2 separate regions of the Homo sapiens genome follow, and region 1 is linked to region 2. Evidence: read pairs that join two places in POLR2A ChIA-PET (ENCODE). Cell type or tissue: PC-3. All regions are shown on one strand. Each heading gives the region's core, and the rest is flanking DNA. Links, peaks and the distances in the headings are about the cores only.

Evidence for each region. ChIA-PET counts read pairs that join two places held together with the same protein. Peaks named below come from ENCODE experiments on the same cell type or tissue, not always from the same donor. Only the 100,000 strongest peaks of a DNase experiment are listed, where the experiment ranks them.
Region 1: POLR2A ChIA-PET joins it to region 2 with 12 read pairs; 4 of 35 experiments call an interaction of 5 or more read pairs at or near these places.

What each region holds. Positions count from the first base shown.
Region 1 is chr5:57,365,455-57,374,535 of GRCh38, forward strand. No RefSeq gene overlaps it. Among named protein-coding and RNA genes, the nearest start is that of RMEL3, 25 kb to the right of the region's middle. RefSeq lists an enhancer at 1,224-2,423. In PC-3, for the core only: no CTCF peak of the experiment used is centred there; a DNase peak (open chromatin) is centred at 1,517; H3K27ac peaks cover 2,024 bases.
Region 2 is chr5:57,456,550-57,465,630 of GRCh38, forward strand. The region is part of intron 1 of RMEL3 (enriched in melanoma 3); the gene reads left to right. Among named protein-coding and RNA genes, the nearest start is that of ACTBL2, 22 kb to the right of the region's middle. In PC-3, for the core only: no CTCF peak of the experiment used is centred there; no DNase peak of the experiment used is centred there.

The DNA of each region.
Region 1 (9,081 bases), core at 424-8,423, 91 kb before region 2:
GGAGTCATTGAACTATGGAAGTCTTCCCTGACTTTTCTCTGTCCCCCATTGGGACAGATCGTCTTCTCAAATCTTTTATGTGATGTGTCTTTTAAGCACTTAGTGGGTTGTTTTTTAATTTTTATTTTTTTACATTCATTGTTTATGTCATTTGTAGTGCAAAGCTTGCTTACTGGTTGTCTTTCTCACCAGACTGTGAGTTCCTTGAAGGGAGCAATAGTACCCAATCCCATATCCAGGATATCAAGCTACTCAATAGTTTTTGCTGCATGAATGATAAAAACTAATATTCTGTAAGATATGAATATTATATTTACTAAATATGAACTCAAAAGATGCTCTCATTTTCAAATAATTTATGAGTGGCAGTTTGTTAACATTTATTTAGGGTCTATGTGGTTATTTATTTATTTTTAGATATAGGGTCTCACTATGCTGTCCAGGCTAGCCTCAAACTCCTGGGCTCAAGTTATCTTCCCACCTCAGCCTCCAGAGTAGCTGGGATTACTGGTGCATGCCACCAATCCTGGCTTATGAGCTGTTAACTCTCCTAAACACTGGAACCAGAGAGCATCAGGCCACACAGTAGCCTTGCATCATCATGAATGGGGAGTCAAAATAAGACACAGAATACAACACTGGGACAATATATATCACCCTCAAAGAGTGGCTAATGCACAACAATGAAAACAACAAATTAGGGCTCAAAATACTCTTCAAGTGAAAACATCTATCTGCATTTTCTAAAAGTCTGAAAGTTTTAAAACTTGTATTATTAGTTTAATTGAGAATCTGTTAAACAAATCTGGGGGAATCATTCTCATCTCTGATGAATTGCTTCTATGATCCCCAATCCAACAGGATAGCTGTAGATAGGAGGAAAATGCTTACCAAAAGAAGGCATTTTAAAACCCATTTTTGGCCACCCTTTTCACAAGTGCTTAGACTCTTCCTTTTTAAAGAACAAAGACCTGAAGCTCAAGGTGGTTCACAAATTTATCCAAGAAAATTTTCAGAGTGGCAAATTATAGTTTCAGGTTTTACATTATTTTTCTTAATTTGATTAAAAAGTTCCAGTCTGTTCTAATGTTCCTGGGCCCCCAGGCATGATGGCCCTTGGAGGGTCCTGGAGCATCTGCATCTGGTGTTATTAGCGGGGTAAGATACTCTAGGCCATAAGTCACAGTTAAAATGTTCCTTACAATTAGAAACTGCCTTTGTGTGATTTTTTTGGGGGGGTTTAACCGAATGGCCCTGGAATATGGGTCCACTCTCCCTTTTGGATTGATTTTCTCTGTTTGAGCCTGATAACTGTCTTGAGCAGGAAGAGGAGGAAGGGGAACCAGCCACCTGTAGAAATGAGTTTAGGTCCTATTTACATAGCAGGTCAACAGCATGAAGTCCAAGGGGAACTCTAGCAGGGTCAGTGAGATAGGTGGAGAACCTAGCTGGTCTGTTTGTTTTTCCACAAAACATTCCAGGAGCAAGACAACATCCGCTGAGGAACAGCATTAATAAGTGGCATCTTTCATCAGAAGCACTCAAAGCATTCATGAAGACTTACTCATTGAGCTGTGAGCCACACCTATGTTGTATCTGTGGCTCACTTAAAGATTAAGAAACCAAATTCCTCCAAGTTTGACCCTGTGGCTGAAAGGGAGGCTGGGGAATGAACAGACACAGACCCCAGGTTCCATATCTCACTCCAAATTAACCTGGCATAGAATGGGATGTCGAGAAATGACAGTGAGCACCATTGTTATCACTATGACATCAATTGACCCTTATTTTTGGGTATGAGGATTCTACACAGTGAGGAGGCAGAGTTTCTGCTATAGGAGCTTCTGATCAGTTTGGGAGTTTTGTCTCATGTGCAAAAACCGAGAAGTACGTGAATCTACCCTATGTTAGGTGCCAAATACAAAAATAAAGATAGGAAGTTCAGAGGTGGAGCCACCACCCAGGCTGTGGTGGGCAGTGGAAACTTCACAGAAAAAGACCTTGAGTTGGACTTTGAAGAAAGATAGGATTCGTGCATGCAGGAGGTGTGGGAATGTGATTTTCAGTCTGAAAGACAGGAAGGAGATTGGGGAATGCATGGAGTAATTGGGGGTACTAGAGACACCAAACTGTGGTGGACCAGCTGGGTGGAAGATCCCCTGCAGGGATCCGTGGAGTGTCAACCTCACCGGTTTTTAGAGTCTGTGACCAAGGGAACAAGTTCCCTTTTGTCTGAATTCTGTGACATTTAATTTGCTTCAGTCAGAGGTAAACATCTGACCCTGCCTGGCAATCCCTTCCTAGGTTGTTATGATGACCAGTCAGAGGTTCAATTTTGCCACCCAATTTCTTACTGATCAGAATTCCAACTAGAGATGTAGTTCCCTCACTGTTTCCTCCTTCTGAACAGTGAAATTGTTCTTGCCTGCAAGAAGTAGCCTGAAGCAAACTGGGACAGTACAGTTTGTGAAAATCAAAAGAAGAAAGGATATTAAAAAGGAGAGAATGGTCAACAGTTTTCATGGATGTGGAGAAATCAGGGAGAATCAGGTTAGATGTGTCTAATCTTCTATGGTCAGTAAAGTAGAACCACATATTAGCTTCTTCTTGGATTAAGGGAGAGCAGATACTGTGAGTCAGCCATTGCCAGCTCTCCTTCACAAGCTTGAATACACTCTCCTATGATTCCTGTTTATGTGATTAAGACATTTAACTATCATCTAGACATATGTTAAAAATTAAACTCAGCTGTGATTTTCCCTCCCCCGAGATGCATAAAACTGGTGTATGTGTTCTGTAGGATTTTATTATGTTAAAGCATTACTGCCGCCTCTTATTAAAATTGAGTGCCTTATTTTGATATTAGGCAGAGGAGTTTGACGGATGTTAACATTCTAAGAGAAATTTGTGGGAAACAATTTTGAGGTTGAAATATTGATGCAACTGATACTAATTGCTAACATCCCAGTAAAGCTCTTAAGAATCTATTTGTATGGAAATTGAAAAGGACCATCAAATGGAAGAAAGACCCAATTTATTTGGAAGTTTTAGAAAGTCCAGTAATAAAGAAATGATTTGATAAGGGAAGTAGAAGAAAGGCAAAATGAGCAGATTACTTTGAAAATATTAAATTGTAATAGAAAAACATTAAAGAAAAAAATGATACAAATCCTACCACAGTATCATAGCAATTATTCTTATCTTTTGAATTTTTAAAAAAGAGATGGTGTTTTACTCTCTTACCCAGGCTGGAGTGCAGTGGTGCAATCATCACTCACTGCGGTCTTGAACTCCTGTGCTCAAGTGATCCTCCCATCTCAGCCTCCCAAGTAGCTGGGGCTACAGGCACTCGCCACCACACCTGGCTGACAGCAATTATTTTTGCTTTTTGAAAGTATCCTGTCCTTGCCTTACCAAGTTTTAAATCCAAATCTTGCATTTTTCAGAAACACTGTTGCAACATGGGAGACAAAATGAAGTATTTTGCATCATTTTATGCTGCGTGACTTCAGGCATGCCTAACACATGTCACTATTCCTACTTAGTCTTCATGATTATCTTTTGAAATTACTCTATAATATTTCAGTAGGGGTTTCTTCTCGTTTCTTGCATCTGGCCACTGACTTCTGATTCTCTCTGGATGGTTATCATCTTGCAGTCTAGAGGTAGAGGCAGTGGGAACTTTGTTTAGGATCTTGAAGATACTTGCTTGTAGATGTTCTTGCCAGGGGTACGCTGTCACTGGGTGTCTCATGCCATCCTCAGGCTGGGGGTGATAAAGGAACAAGAGGAGCAGCGCTGTAGAGTGGGAGAGAAGGGGGAGAGGTGGAAGGCTGGGGTAGATGACTTCCCCACCCAGCCCTGCCCTGACTCTTTCTTCCTTGGCTTTCTCCTTCTGCCCATATACAGTCCTTCTCTGCCTCCATCATAGCTTATCCTCTCTTTTGTTCCGGTTCCTTCTTCTGCCTCTCTCTCCAGGGACCTCCCCTGAGCTTGCTGTAGTTTAGAGATTCTCAACCCTGTCAATGCCTACCCTTTAAAACATATTTTGTAATGACCCCTTTATCCTGAAATGAAATTTGTAGGTTATAGATTCTCAACACATATAATTTAAAAATTAATCTAATAGTCTAGTTGTAATATAAAGAAGAAACAAAAGGAAACCACTGTAAAATAAAATGATGTAAATGCTCAGGCACAGCTGTATTAGAAGTCATATAGAAGGAAACAGATGTTGGCACATAATGAATACGCTTGTCAGAGAAGCAGACAACATTCGACTGGATATTGTTGATACTTAAAAATATATGTGACAGTGTGTAATAAGGGCTAGAGAAACACGGCACCTTCTTATCCAGGCATCTGTGTTCGGGTAAGCAGTCTGTGCTGCATCAGGGCACCTGGCAGAGGGACCAGTGGTTGATGCAGCTCTTGCTTTTCTTTCAAAGCTGTGGGCCCCTGGGACTTTGTCTACTGGAGCCTTCTTAAAATGGTCACAAAGCATCTACATAAGTGACTGGCTGTCCTGGCATGCCCCGTCCCCACACATGCACATACACATATACATATGTGCACTTAGATTAACAGTGGAGTGAGCCCTACAAAATGCAGAGTAATACATGTGTGCTATTTTCATGACTCAAATACTATGAAAGTTGTTGCTATTTGTGACATAATCTTCTGAAATGAATAATTTTTGGTATAGTTGGGAATAAAAGCAAGCACAATCTTCCCTGGATTTATGTGGTAGTTGTATTCCTGGAAAACTAAATGTATACGCAAACATTACAAAAATATTTATATAAAATAGAGTTAGATTCTAGGCTCAGATAATTAGAAACAGATTTTTTTCATTTTAATTCAACAGTCATGGTGACCCAGAAAAATTCTTAGTTTTCAGGGGTTAGCATCCCTGACTCCTGCTCATTAAATTCCAATAGCACCCCCAGTCATTGTGACAATCGAGAACACCTTTTTAGAGTATGATAAAACTTCCATTGAAAATCACCTATGTATTGAAGAGAAAGCTGAATTCTCAGTTGGGAAACCTGGATCTAAGTTTTATCTTCCTCCAGCTATTATTTCTGGGTGAACAGGAATAGTGAGTTTTTTATGGTGCTGCACTTCCTGATTGGTCTCCGGGAAGGGATGCTTGAATGGGAGCTGATCTTGTAGGGAGAAACCCTCCACCCTGTTCTCTAAAAAACAGTGGCACAGTGTTCTTGGCCTAGTATGCATGCCTCTCCCCCTTTTATAGAAAATGCACAGCCTTTTTTTTCTTTTTTTTTTAAATGAGTCTCTTCTCCACTCCAGCCATGAGACTCTCATGCGGCCTCTCAGGAACACAGTGTATAATGCATACCACAGTGCAGGATTCCAAGCAGTACCCTGCCCTCCTACCCACAAAAGTGAACGTTGCACCCAGTCTGAGCTAATCAGAGATCTTCCCTGGGAGTTTTTTACATTGAAGTTGATGGAGAAAAACTCTTTCTGCTCTGGGGTTGATGTTGGGTAATATAAGTCCAGAAGCTTCTGGCAACCGTACTTCTAGCTTGTGAGGAAAGTTTGAGTGAGAGAACAAACCTGATAAGGGGAAGAAGCAGAAAAGAGAGAGATACTGATATCTGATAGTGATATTATTTTATTTTATTTTCATAGGTTTTTAGGGAACAGGTGGTGTTTTGCTACATGAGTAAGTTCTTTAGTGGTGATTTGTGAGATTTTGGTGCACCCATCACCAGAGCAGTATACACAGTACCCAATGTGTAGTCTTTTATTGCTCACCTCCCTCCCACCCTTTCTCCCAAGTCCCCAAAGTTCAATGTATCATTCTTATGCCTTTGCATCCCCATAGCTTAGCTCCCACTTATGAGTGAGAACATGCAATGCTTGGTTTTCCATTCCTGAGTTACTTCACTTAGAGTAATGGTCTCCAATTCCATCCAGGTTGCTGCGAATGCCATTATTTTATTCCTTTTTATGGCTGAGTAGTATTCCATCATACATATATACCACAATTTCTTTATCTACTCATTGATTGATGGGCATTTGGGCTAGTTCTATATTTTTGCAATTGCGAATTGTGCTGCTATAAACATGCATATACAAGTATCTTTTTTGTATAATGACTTCTTTTCCTCTGGGTAGATGCCCAGTAGTGGGATTGCTGGATCAAGTAGTAGTTCTACTTTTAGTTCTTTAAGGAATCCCCACACTGTTTTCAATAGTGGTTGTACTAGTTTACATTCCCACCAGTAGTCTAAGTGTTTCCTTTTCACTGCATCCATGCCAACATCTATTATTTTTTGATTTTTTGATTATGGCCATTCTTGCAGGAGTAAGCTTATATCGCGTTATGGTTTTGAATTGCATTTCCCTGATCATTAGTGATTTTGACCATTTTTTCATATGTTTGTTGGCCATTTGTTCATTTTCTTTTGAGAATTGTCTATTCATGTCCTTAGCTCATTTTTTTTTTTGATGGGGTTGTTTGTTTTTTTCTTGCCAATTTGTTTGAGTTTGTTGTAGATTCTGGATATTAGTCCTTTGTTGAATGTACAGATTATGAAGACTTTCTCCCATTCTGGGGGTTGTCTGTTTACTCTGCTGATTGTTTCTTTTGCTGTGCAGAAACAATATAGTTTAATTAAGTCCCACCTATTTATCATTGTTTTTGTTGCACTTGCTTTTGGGTTTTTGGTCATGAAGTTTTTGCCTAAGCCAATGTCTAGGAGGGTGTTTCTGATGTTATCTTCTAGAATTTTTATGGTTTCAAGTCTTAGACTGAGTCTTTGATCCATCTTGAGTTGATTTTTGTATAAGGTAAGACATAAGGATCCAGTTTCATTCTTCTTCATGTGGCTTGCCAATTATCCCAGCTCTATTTGTTGAATAGGTTGTCCTTTTCCCACGTTGTTTTTGTTTGCTTTGTTGAAGATCAGTTGGCTGAAAGTATTTGGCTTTATTTCTGGGTTCTCTATTCTGTTCCATTGGTCTATGTGCCTGTTTTTATACCAGTACCATGCTGTTTTGGTGACTATGGCTTTATAGAATTGTTTCAAGTCAGGTAATGTGATGCCTTCAGATTTATTCTTTTTACTTAGTTTGATTTTAGATTTTATAGCTATTATGCTTTTTTTAAAAGAAAAAGCTGGCATTTAAAAACTTTTCTGCTAGAAATAAGGCACCAAAATAGAGCCAAAAACTCTTTAACAATGAAAATTATGACATCAAAATGAAAACATAAACTCAAGAGCAATAGCAAACTTATTGAGTGCACCAAGTCACCTTTATTAACTCATCCCATTAAAAGAAACCTGCAATCTGTGACATCTGAGTTAAGCTCTGCATCACTCTAATACCAAAACCAGGAAAGGACATAACAAAAAAAGAAAACTACAGACCAATATCACTGATGAATATAGCCGGAAAAATCCTTCACAAAATACTAGCTAACTGAATCCAATGGCATATCAAAAAGATAATCCACCATGATCAAGTGGATTTCATACCAGGGATGCAGGGATAGTTTAACATACGCAAGTCAATAAATGTGATACACCACATAAACAGAATTAAAAACAAAAATCACATAATCATCTCAATAGATGCAGGAAAAGCATTTGACAAAATCCAGCATCCCTTTATGATTACAACCCTCAGCAAAATTGGCATAGAAGGAACATAACTTAATGTAATAAAAGCCATCTATGACAAATCCACAGCCAAGATAATACTGAATGGGGAAAAGTTGAAAGCATTCCCCCTGAGAACTGGAACAAGACGAGGATGCCCACTCTCACCACTTCTATTCAACATAGCACTGGAAGTCCTGGCCGGATCAATCGTACAAGAGAAAGAAATAAAGGGCACCTAAATCAGTAAAGAGGAAGTCAAACTGTTGCTGTTTGCTGATGATATGATCATATACCTAGGAAACCCTAAAGACTCCTCCAAAAAACTCCTAGAACTGATAAATGAGTTCAGCAAAGTTTTGGGATACAAAATTAATGTACACAAATTAGTAGCTCTGCTATATGCAAACAGTGACCAAGCTGTTTTTGAGAATCAAATCAAGAACTCAATCTCTTTTACAATATCTGCAAAAAAAAAAAAAAAAATACTTAGGAATATACATAACAAAGAAGGTGAAAGAATTCTGCAAGGAAATCTGCAAAACACTGCTGAAAGAAATCCTAAAACAAATGGAAACACATCCCATGCTCATAGATGGATAGAATCAATATTGTGAAAATGACCATACTGCCAAAAGCAATCTACAAATTCCATGCATTTTCCAACAAAATACCGCCATCATCCTTCACAGAACAAGAAAGACAATCCTAAAATTCATATGGAATCAAAAAAGAGCCTGCATAGCCAAAGAAAGACTGATAGTGATATTGATACCTGCAATTGCTCAGGCTAATTTAAATTGCATTTCTGAGATGGGCAACCTAAAGAATCCTTGCTGACATGACTGAATTTCCATTCAATCTTTTCCTTATCCAAGGCTCTGTATGACAGTCACTGGGCACATGTAACTTTTGAGTGCTTGAAATGTGATTAGTCCAAATTAAGATGAAGTTGTAAAGTACACACTGTTTCAAAGACTTAGTACTAAAAAAAGTAAAGCATCTCAATAATTTTTATATTGATTATATGTTAAAATGATACTCCTTTGGATATATTGGTTTAAGTACAATATATTGATAAAATTAATTTTACTTTTTTCTTTTGTCCTTTTTAATGTGGTTATTAGAAAATTAAAAATTACCTAGTGACCCACATTGTGTTTATTTTGGATAGCTGTGTTCTAGAATACCTACCTCAGTGCTTACTGCCCTTTATCAAATTTCTAGTAATTGAGTCAATAGGTTAATTTCAGAGACTCATATACCTGAAGAGATGGGCAACTCAAATAACCCTGGCTAATACGACTGCATTTCCATACAATTGTATGTGCAGATTCTGATTTATGAGTGAGCTTTTGGTGCTGTTTATGAGTGACCTTTTGTGGGACTGAATGGATTTCCAAGAACACACAGAGGCTCAGCTTCTCGTTCCTCATAAACACCTATG
Region 2 (9,081 bases), core at 772-8,771:
AAGGAGAGAAAGATGTGTCCCTGGGCCCTCAGCATGGTCGAAGAGGGGTGTTCAGATCCTGTGCTGTTCCCTTGCTTGCAGCTGCCAGGCAGATGGCTGTAATCTGAACACTGACCTACTTAGGGTATCCTCTGCATTGGCTTCCCTCCTGACCCCTTCTATCACATGTGTTCATTCATTTTCCTGGCTGAGCATTTGGGATTTTCCTATTGACATGGTTCTTTCAGATCAGCTTTGCTTCCATCGGTTGTTTTCACTTTTAAGGGTATTTCCTTAGAGAGACGTTTTATTGTACCAGTGCAGCAGCTTTTCTTAGATGGAACTCTTACACTAGAAATGTTGGAGATGATTGTTCAGGACAATCAACTGTGCGTGGTCAGCCTCCCTGCGGAAGGTTGGATCTCAAGGCACAGGAATTGGCAGGGATTTGAGAGAGCAGCAGATGAGAATTCCCAAGGAAGTCTGGCTGCTGGGTGTCCCAGGGCTTTATCAGACATGCTTGTCCTGAAATACCTTCTGAAATGACCTGGACCCCTACATCCTTTTTCTGATAAAGACTATGTGACATAAAAGAGGACTTGATTTGAAGAGTTTTTAAGTGGACATTCTCTCTGTTAATGTAATTTCAATTTCCTTTACCATAAGGGATGTGGTTTCAACTCTGAATATGTCTTTGTTTACCTTCAGATAGAATTCATGGAATTGATTTGCAGAGAAACTATATTTTATATTTCTAGGCCTGAAGACACCTTAATTTACTTGGAAGATGTTTCTTCTCCAGCAGGGTTCTCTCTGCCCACTTCTCCTGCTCTTTAAATCTCTGCGGGTAGGTCTATGTCTCTGTGAGCTTAGAGGAAGACTAATGTATTCCACCTATCTGGTTCACGAACAACCCTTTAATGATGGCAGGAGGAAATACTGCTTATGGATCTGCCCCTCATATTTACAGCTCCCAAGGCAAGAGTACAACTGGAGGTGCACATACTATATGTCTAAATATTTCAACTATAAACCAAACTGTGTCCAAAGCCTGGCCAGCTTCCTGCTTAAGATTCCTATAGTCTATTGGTCCAGCTGCTGGTGCCCTAGAAGCTAAAGGAGAGTGTTTCACTGGGGACCAGGCTGCTCACATGAGCTGAGCAGTAGTCCGACTCTGCTGGGGTGGGGGAAGGCGATCAGTGCCCAGAACTCCTGGTTGGCCTCTGGAGCTATCCAAACTCAGAAAGGGAACCACAGACCAAGTCAAGCTCCCTGAGAGCTGGGAAGGGTGCATTTCCTTCCAAAATACCTCATTAAAAAAAATCTGGGATTTCAAGTAATTCTAAGCACCTCCCAAGATGATACCACTGGAGCAGAAGATAAAACAGAGAAAGGGTATGCAGGTATTTGGCGATGTAAGTCTGTCCACATATACTACATGATTTGCTTTTTTTTTTTTTTTTTTTTTTTAACATTAGGCAAATGCAAGGGCAGAGGCCATGGTTCTCATTCCTCCTTTCCTTCGATCCAGCACAGTCATGCCACAGAGCTCACAGTCCCTAGCTCCATCTGGCCTGGGGGCGCTCATTGGCCCATTCGTCTTTCTTTAGTTTTCATGCACTCAATCAATGATCACACTTTCAAAAAACTTTCTTATGAGACTGAAAAAAAAAGGAAACAAAATCTTTGTGCTTTGGTGTTTGTAGTTGGGTGTTCTTTTAAAGCACAAGGTCCTGCCCAGAGGCTCTTTGGCCTGTTTGTGAGAGGGGTATTGGCTGCTTCGGATTTGATCCTTTATGGAGGTCAGCAACCCCAAGCCAGCCTCTGAGCCAGCACATTTCTCTTCTCTCTCCATCTCCTCCCGATCACCTGTGGCAGCTGCAGAAAGATATTAGGGATGCGTATTTTATTTTTTGTCTCTGGTTTCTGGTTCCTGTTTACTTGGGGCATATTTATGACCATCTTTAATAAATAATACACATTTATTTATATGTATCACATGTATTTATTTATATGCATACATATATACATGTTATTTATTAATAATATTTATTTAATGCTTACTATGACCATCATTAATAAATAATATATAATGATTCTATTCTATTATAAATAATATTTAATGCTTACTGTGCATAATACCACATACACATTATTTCATTGAATCAGCCCAGCAATCCTATAAAATAGGTTCTGTTAATAGACTTAATTTGCAGATAAGAAAACTGAGTTCTGAGGACACAAATTTACATGGTCAAAATCACACAGTGAATAGGACCTGGGGTGGGGAATGAAATCTAGGCCATATGAGCCAAGAGTCCACCATGTCTCACCCAGGTGTGACCAATAATGTGTCCTACTATTCAGGCTTGTGTTTCTGTCTGTATGTGGTTCTCACAGTATCTGAGGCTTATCCATGAGATTCCAAATGAAATAAACAACACCCCCATGGGAGGCAGAATAATGCTACTCCCCCAGAAAAGAGGTCCAAATATCAATTATCCTAACCTGTGAATATGTTACCTTACCTGGCAAAATGGATTTTTCAGGTGTGATTAAGTTAAGGGTGTTGAAATGGGATTATTCAGGTGGGTTCAATGTAATCACAAGTTTCTTACAAGGGAGAGAGGAAGTGGGAGAATCAGAGGAGATGTGAGGGCTGAAGCAAAGGTTGGAGTGATGTAACTGCTGGCTTTGAAGGGAGAAGACAGCCATGAACCCAGGGATGCAGGTGGCCTCTAGAAGGCAGAAAAGGCAAGGAAACAGATTCACCTAGAGCCTCCTGAAGAAACAGACTTGTGGACACCTTGATTTTTGGCTCAGTAGAATGCTTTTCAGATTCCTGACCTCCAGAACTGTAAGCTAATATACCTGTGTTGCTTTAAGTCAAGAAATTGTGGTAATTGCAAGAGCAATAGGAAACTCATGGGGTCTCCTTGCCATATATCTTAACTACCTCTTGCCTACCTGGCAAACTAATGTGGGAACAGAAAACCAAATACACATGTTCTCACTTATAAGTGGGAGCTAAATGATGAGAACGAATGGGCACAAAGAGGGGAACAACAGACACTGGGGCCTGCTTGAGGGAGGATAGTAGGAGGAGGGAGAGCATCAGGAAAAGTAACTATCATGTACTGTGCTATGCTTAGTACCTGGTTGACGAAATAATCTGTACACCAAATCCCCGTGACATGAGTTTACCTATATAACAAACCTGCACATATAATTCTGAACCCAAAATCAAAGTTAAAAAAATATAGTCTTAGTGTAAAGATAAAATATATTTTAGAAATTATTAATTCAAACAAAAAAGAAAAAAGAAATCATAGCCTCCATTCCACTGCTCTTGGGATGCTTTTCTTTATTTTTCTTCTTTTTTTAAATTATACTTTAAGTTTTAGGGTACATGTGCACAACGTGCAGGTTTGTTACATATGTATACATGTGCCATGTTGGTGTGCTGCACCCATTAACTCGTCATTTACATTAGGTATATCTCCTAATGCTATCCCTCCCCCTTCCCCTGACCCCACAACAGGCCCTGGTGTGTGATGTTCCCCTTCCTATGTCCATGTGTTCTCATTGTTCAGTTCCCACCTATGAGTGAGAACATGTGGTGTTTAGTTTTTTGTTCTTGCGATAGTTTACTAAGAATGATGGTTTCCAGCTTCATCCATGTCCCTACAAAGGACATGAACTCATCCTTTTACATGGCTGCATAGTATTCCATGGTGTATATGTGCCGCATTTTCTTAATACAGTCTATCATTGATGGACATTTGGGTTGGTTCCAAGTCTTTGCTATTGTGAATAGTGCCGCAATAAACATACATGTGCATGTGTCTTTATAGCAGCATGATTTACAATCCTTTGGGTATATACCCAGTAATGGGATGGCTGGTCAAATGTTATTTCTAGTTCTAGATCCCAGAGGAATCGACACACTGACTTCCACAATGGTTGAATTAGTTTACAGTCCCACCAACAGTGTAAAAGTGTTCCTGTTTCTTAACATCCTCTCCAGCACCTGTTGTTTCCTGAGTTTTTAATGATCGCCATTCTAACTGGTGTGAGATGGTATTTCATTGTGGTTTTGATTTGCATTCCTCTGATGGACAGTGATGATGAGCATTTTTTCATGTGTCTTTTGGCTGCATAAATGTCTTCTTTTGAGAAGTGTCTGTTCATCTCCTTCGCCCACTTGTTGATGGGGTTGTTTGTTTTTTTCTTTTAAATTTGTTTGAGTTCATTGTAGATTCTGGATATTAGCCCTTTGTCAGATGAGTAGATTGCAAAAATTTTCTCCCATTCTGTAGGTTGCCTGTTCACTTTGATGGTAGTTTCTTTTGCTGTGCAGAAGCTCTTGGGTTTAATTAGATCCCATTTGTCAATTTTGGCTTTTGTTGCCATTGCTTTTGGTGTTTTAGACATGAAGTCCTTGCCCATGCCTACATCCTGAATGGTATTGCCTAGGATTTCTTGTAGGGTTTTTATGGTTTTAGGTCTAACATTTAAGTCTTTAATCCATCTTGAATTAATTTTTGTATAAGGTGTAAGGAAGAGATCCAGTTTCAGCTTTCTACATATGGCTAGCCAGTTTTCACAGCACCATTTATTAAACAGGGAATCCTTTTCCCATTTCTTGTTTTTGTCAGGTTTGTCAAAGAGCAGATAGTTGTAGATATGTGGCATTATTTCTGAGGGCTCTGTTCTGTTCCATTGGTCTATATCTCTGTTTTGGTACCAGTACCAGTACCATCTTTATTTTTCTGATGAGCTCATATCATTTCCCAATTCCCAGCAACACACACTGTGGCCTCAGTTTTTGGACTTAGATTTTGAGAAGTCCAAATGTGCTCTGTAATGTTTTAGTGGAGAAGAGAGCCTCTGTCCTGTGGAGGTGCCAGTGAACCAGGCAGGTAGGCGTCTGTGCCAGAGGCCCAGGTGACAGGCCAGGCTGGTGGCTTCTGAGGGACTTGCCTTGACTGGGAAAGCTGATTAGTTGACTACACACGACTCTCTGCCTTGAATCACTTCGTGCCCTGCTGAGCCTTGAGTCAAGCCTCCACAAAGCATTTCATGTATGTTGCAGCTGTGCTACAGGCTTTCTTATTATTAACTTTCCTATGGGATGCTCACCTGCAGAGAGAATCCAAAATACTTTTCCTGCAAGAAGGAAGGCTTGGCCATAAGGATTTCAAAATGAAATTCCTTTATGATACGAATACACCTCACTGTGCGAGTTATCACTTCAACTCTATTATTTGGGGATTTGCAACAAAAGAATTAAGGAACTCAGGAGCTTCATGAAACTGAGGACTGTTAACCCCAGAAACACACACAGGCAGCCTCTGTGCAGTCAGCTAACAAGTGGGTCATTGCTCCCACTTTACCCTGCCGAGGACCCAGTTACCTCTTGCATCAGGTACTGACTGCAACAGTTGAATTGCACATATATTATTGGCTATGTCTCTCTGTTATCATTAGGTGTTCAATAGCTGCTAAATATCTGTATGCATAAGAATATGCATAACCCATTTGATTGCTATAAAAAAAGAAGCAATTTTACAAGCTGCATTTCTTAAATGAGCTTACACTTCTTTTGAAATACCATGACCTTCTCCATAATGTGACAATTGGCCTCTTTTAAGATAAAAAGAATTGGTAATGACTAGTGAGAATAGACCAGATCTGGAGAGTACATGCTACACACTCAAGTCTCAGCAGCTCCATCTATAAACACAAAGCAGGACCAGTTTTTCAAAGCAATCACAAAGCTGGTTTAAGCCTGGGAAACATTTTGGTTATTTAAGTAATATTTTGAAATTCTAACTTTTAAGCTAAAACCAAACAAGTTTCTGTGGGTAGCCTAGTAGTCAGGACTCTGTAATAAACCAATTGTCTACTGCTTCAACTTCAAATGGAGTTATATCAAGTCATCATGTTGTATACATTGAATATATACAATCTTTGTCAGTTAGATATTTTAACATAAAAAGCTGGAATTTTTAGCAGCTCCAAAATATTTTCTTTTTAAAGAGGAGGAATTGGAAAAGATAGTAAATGAAGGTTGAGTTGATGGGAGTGGATGATTGCTTTGGAACTGGTGGTGATTGTGGAAAACGCAGTGACCGACTGAAGGTGATATCTGAGGTGGGAAGGGATGTCCAAGAAGAGGGAACAGAGATGGGGAAGGAGGTCAGAAAGTGACAAGTCCACCGGTGGACAATGCTGTCTCTGGGACCCAGGTTGTGGAAGTATCGATATCCTGGGAACAGTTTAGAAAGAAGAAAGAAGCAATAGCTCTGTTCATTTTTTTAAAATTTCCTCTCCCATAACCACTTACCACATTAGCTGGTTGGAAAATGTAAGGTGATTCAAAAGAGAATTGAAAAAATAAAAGAAAATTTTCCTCAGGGAGTAACTTTTATATAAAGTAATACAATCTAATTTGTGAAGAAACAGTTAAGTCTGTAACCTCACAGATGCTCAAGACCGTTCCTCGTGTCACAGCACTCATCAGTCCTGTGGTCTAATTCATCCTGGACTCTTTGCAGGGCATCATATTTGTATGTACACCCGTGTGGGGGACTAGAGAAACCACCAGAAGTCAATTTCATTATTCTCTTTTCCAGTTGTCATTTTATTATTCCAGCCAAGGACATGGAATGTCTTGGTAGATTGGACAGATGTATATACTGACTCACATATATTGACTGAGCGACATAATGTGTCCCTGTCTGTAATTTCCAAGAAAGTATTGTGATGAGATTATTCAAATCATTTGGCAAATATAAGAAGTGAAAGTTCCATAATAAATCCAGGAGCAAAGACTAGATCGTTTTTTCCTGGAACTGTCTGTATTTGAAGAATTAAAAAAGATAATGTTGACCTGACTTGAGCACTTTTATCTAAAACTCAAGAGTTTTATATGGTGTCAACCAACTTTATATAATTTCCATGGAATTGGTTTTTCTTCTCAATTTGAAGTGCTCAGTGTCTTTTGTCTTTAAATTGAAGCCTAGCAATGAAGAGTTCATTATTTCTTAGTTTTATTAGATTTGGATTTTTAAATAGGTAGTCCTATTAGTCTCTCTAGAAATACTGTAAAGAGTGTTTCTTTATACCATTTTCCTTTATTTCCTGGAATAAATCAAATATAGCTACATATGTTATATTTTATTATACTATTTATGGCAATGTGTAATGGGTTTATATTAAAAGAATTGGTGGAAATGCTGCAGATTTTCCTTTGGAAGAGGTTGACTTCTCCAAGTTATCTATACTCTTAAGTCTTGTTGGATTCATATAAGGTTACTTAAGCATATTCCCTGGAATGGCTTGATATTTCATCACATTTTAAAGCATGTGTTTCTTTCCTAAAGCTGTAAACCTTAATATTTCTGGGTCTGGAAATAAAAATTTCAAATGGCAAACATTTCTCACATTTTCAAAGAGAACAGATTCCACCAATGTGAGTGGTTGAAACTTTAAAAGTTCCAAGCAAATGTTCACTTTTAACTGAAATTCTATTCCACATGCCTAGGGAAATCCACGTGAAGCATGTTACTCTCAGGCCGCAGTCATTCTTCTCTGGGTACAGGTCTTCAATCTAAAAGCCTGGGAAATGTGCCCCATTGAACAACTTACCTAGCATTAATCGTTTGATGATGCTGTAGGTTCTTACTGTAATGAGCAAGACCTCCTGCCACTCCTTAACACTCAAGTTACCTGAAAGATAATATACAGTTGGCTCCATGCTACCCACACATAGCCTGATCTCTCTCTTGAGCATACCAATAAGTGCAAGGCTGCCCTGCTGTGGATCACATTAATTCTTGGGCTGCTGCTTTCAATTTCACCAGAAATTGCTGGTGGCAATTTCTTTCTCTTAGCCTAGTGTTATCTGCTCCCCTCAGAAGTTTAGGGTCTGAAAAGAAAGGATCCTGAACTTCAATTTTGATCTTCCCTGATCCAGCTTCATCAGCAATCCATATTCTTTATGCTTTGCTGCCTCCACATAGTCTACTGATTCTAAACTGCCTCTGGTTCTCATCTGGATAACGCCTTGTTTTTACCATTTAATAAAAAATGTAGCTGCTACACACAGAATGAAGAGGACTGCAACATTCCCTTCAAATTGTAACTCACCTCGTATAGAAGTCTTCTGTGATACTACCAGTCCAGAAGTCATTACACTGGCCCTCTCTTGGGTCCATTACAATTTATCACAGCCCTAATCCCCCCTGCAAAATTGTTTGGAATAGGCTTCTCAGTCCTCTAAAAATAACCACACATTAGTGTTCCGGGAGCTGTTAGAACCACCTTAATTAGGCCGGGTGCAGTGCCTCATGCCTGTATTCCCAGCACTTTGGGAGGCTGGAATAGATCACTTGAGGCCAGGAGTTGGAGACCAGCCTGGTCAACATAACCCATCTCTAAAAAAAAGAACACCTTCGTGAGACCCTGAATGGCTTCATGAAAATAAAACGTGTACACAAGAGCACCAGCCCCTGCTCCAGCAGTCACCAGCAAAGCTGGTTATTCTTTCTCAGAGGTCATTGAATCATGGAATTTATCACTAGAAATTTTATGTACTTCCTAATATCACTTGTACAGTTGTCTTCATTTTAATTTATATTTTTTAACGTACTTACGTCTTGTATTCTCATCCAGAGCAATCTGGTGAGAACAAACACATTGCTTACTATTCTTTAGTATTCTCAATCTTCTCAGCACAGATCATATTAATCACAATTAATGAAACAATGGTCATGAAGATAAACATACTGCCTCCCTCCCCACCTCAGCACCTTTATGCTGTTATTTTGAATGTGTTGATTTACTCCACCACATAAGTGCTGTGTTTGCTTTCTGGTTGACTTGGGGTGTCTTCTTCTCTGCCTCTGGTCTGCCAGTCCCAGCTGTTTTACATAGTAGACAATTCTATCTAGATGTCTTTTTGAGTTGCAGAAAAGAGGACTATAGCCTCTATCTCTACCTTCTTGCTGTGCCAGGTGTATACCAACCAACGTCTTTCTGGACCCTGAAACAACATTTTGAATCTGGAACTCATTACTTTCTCTTCCCAAAGGAAAC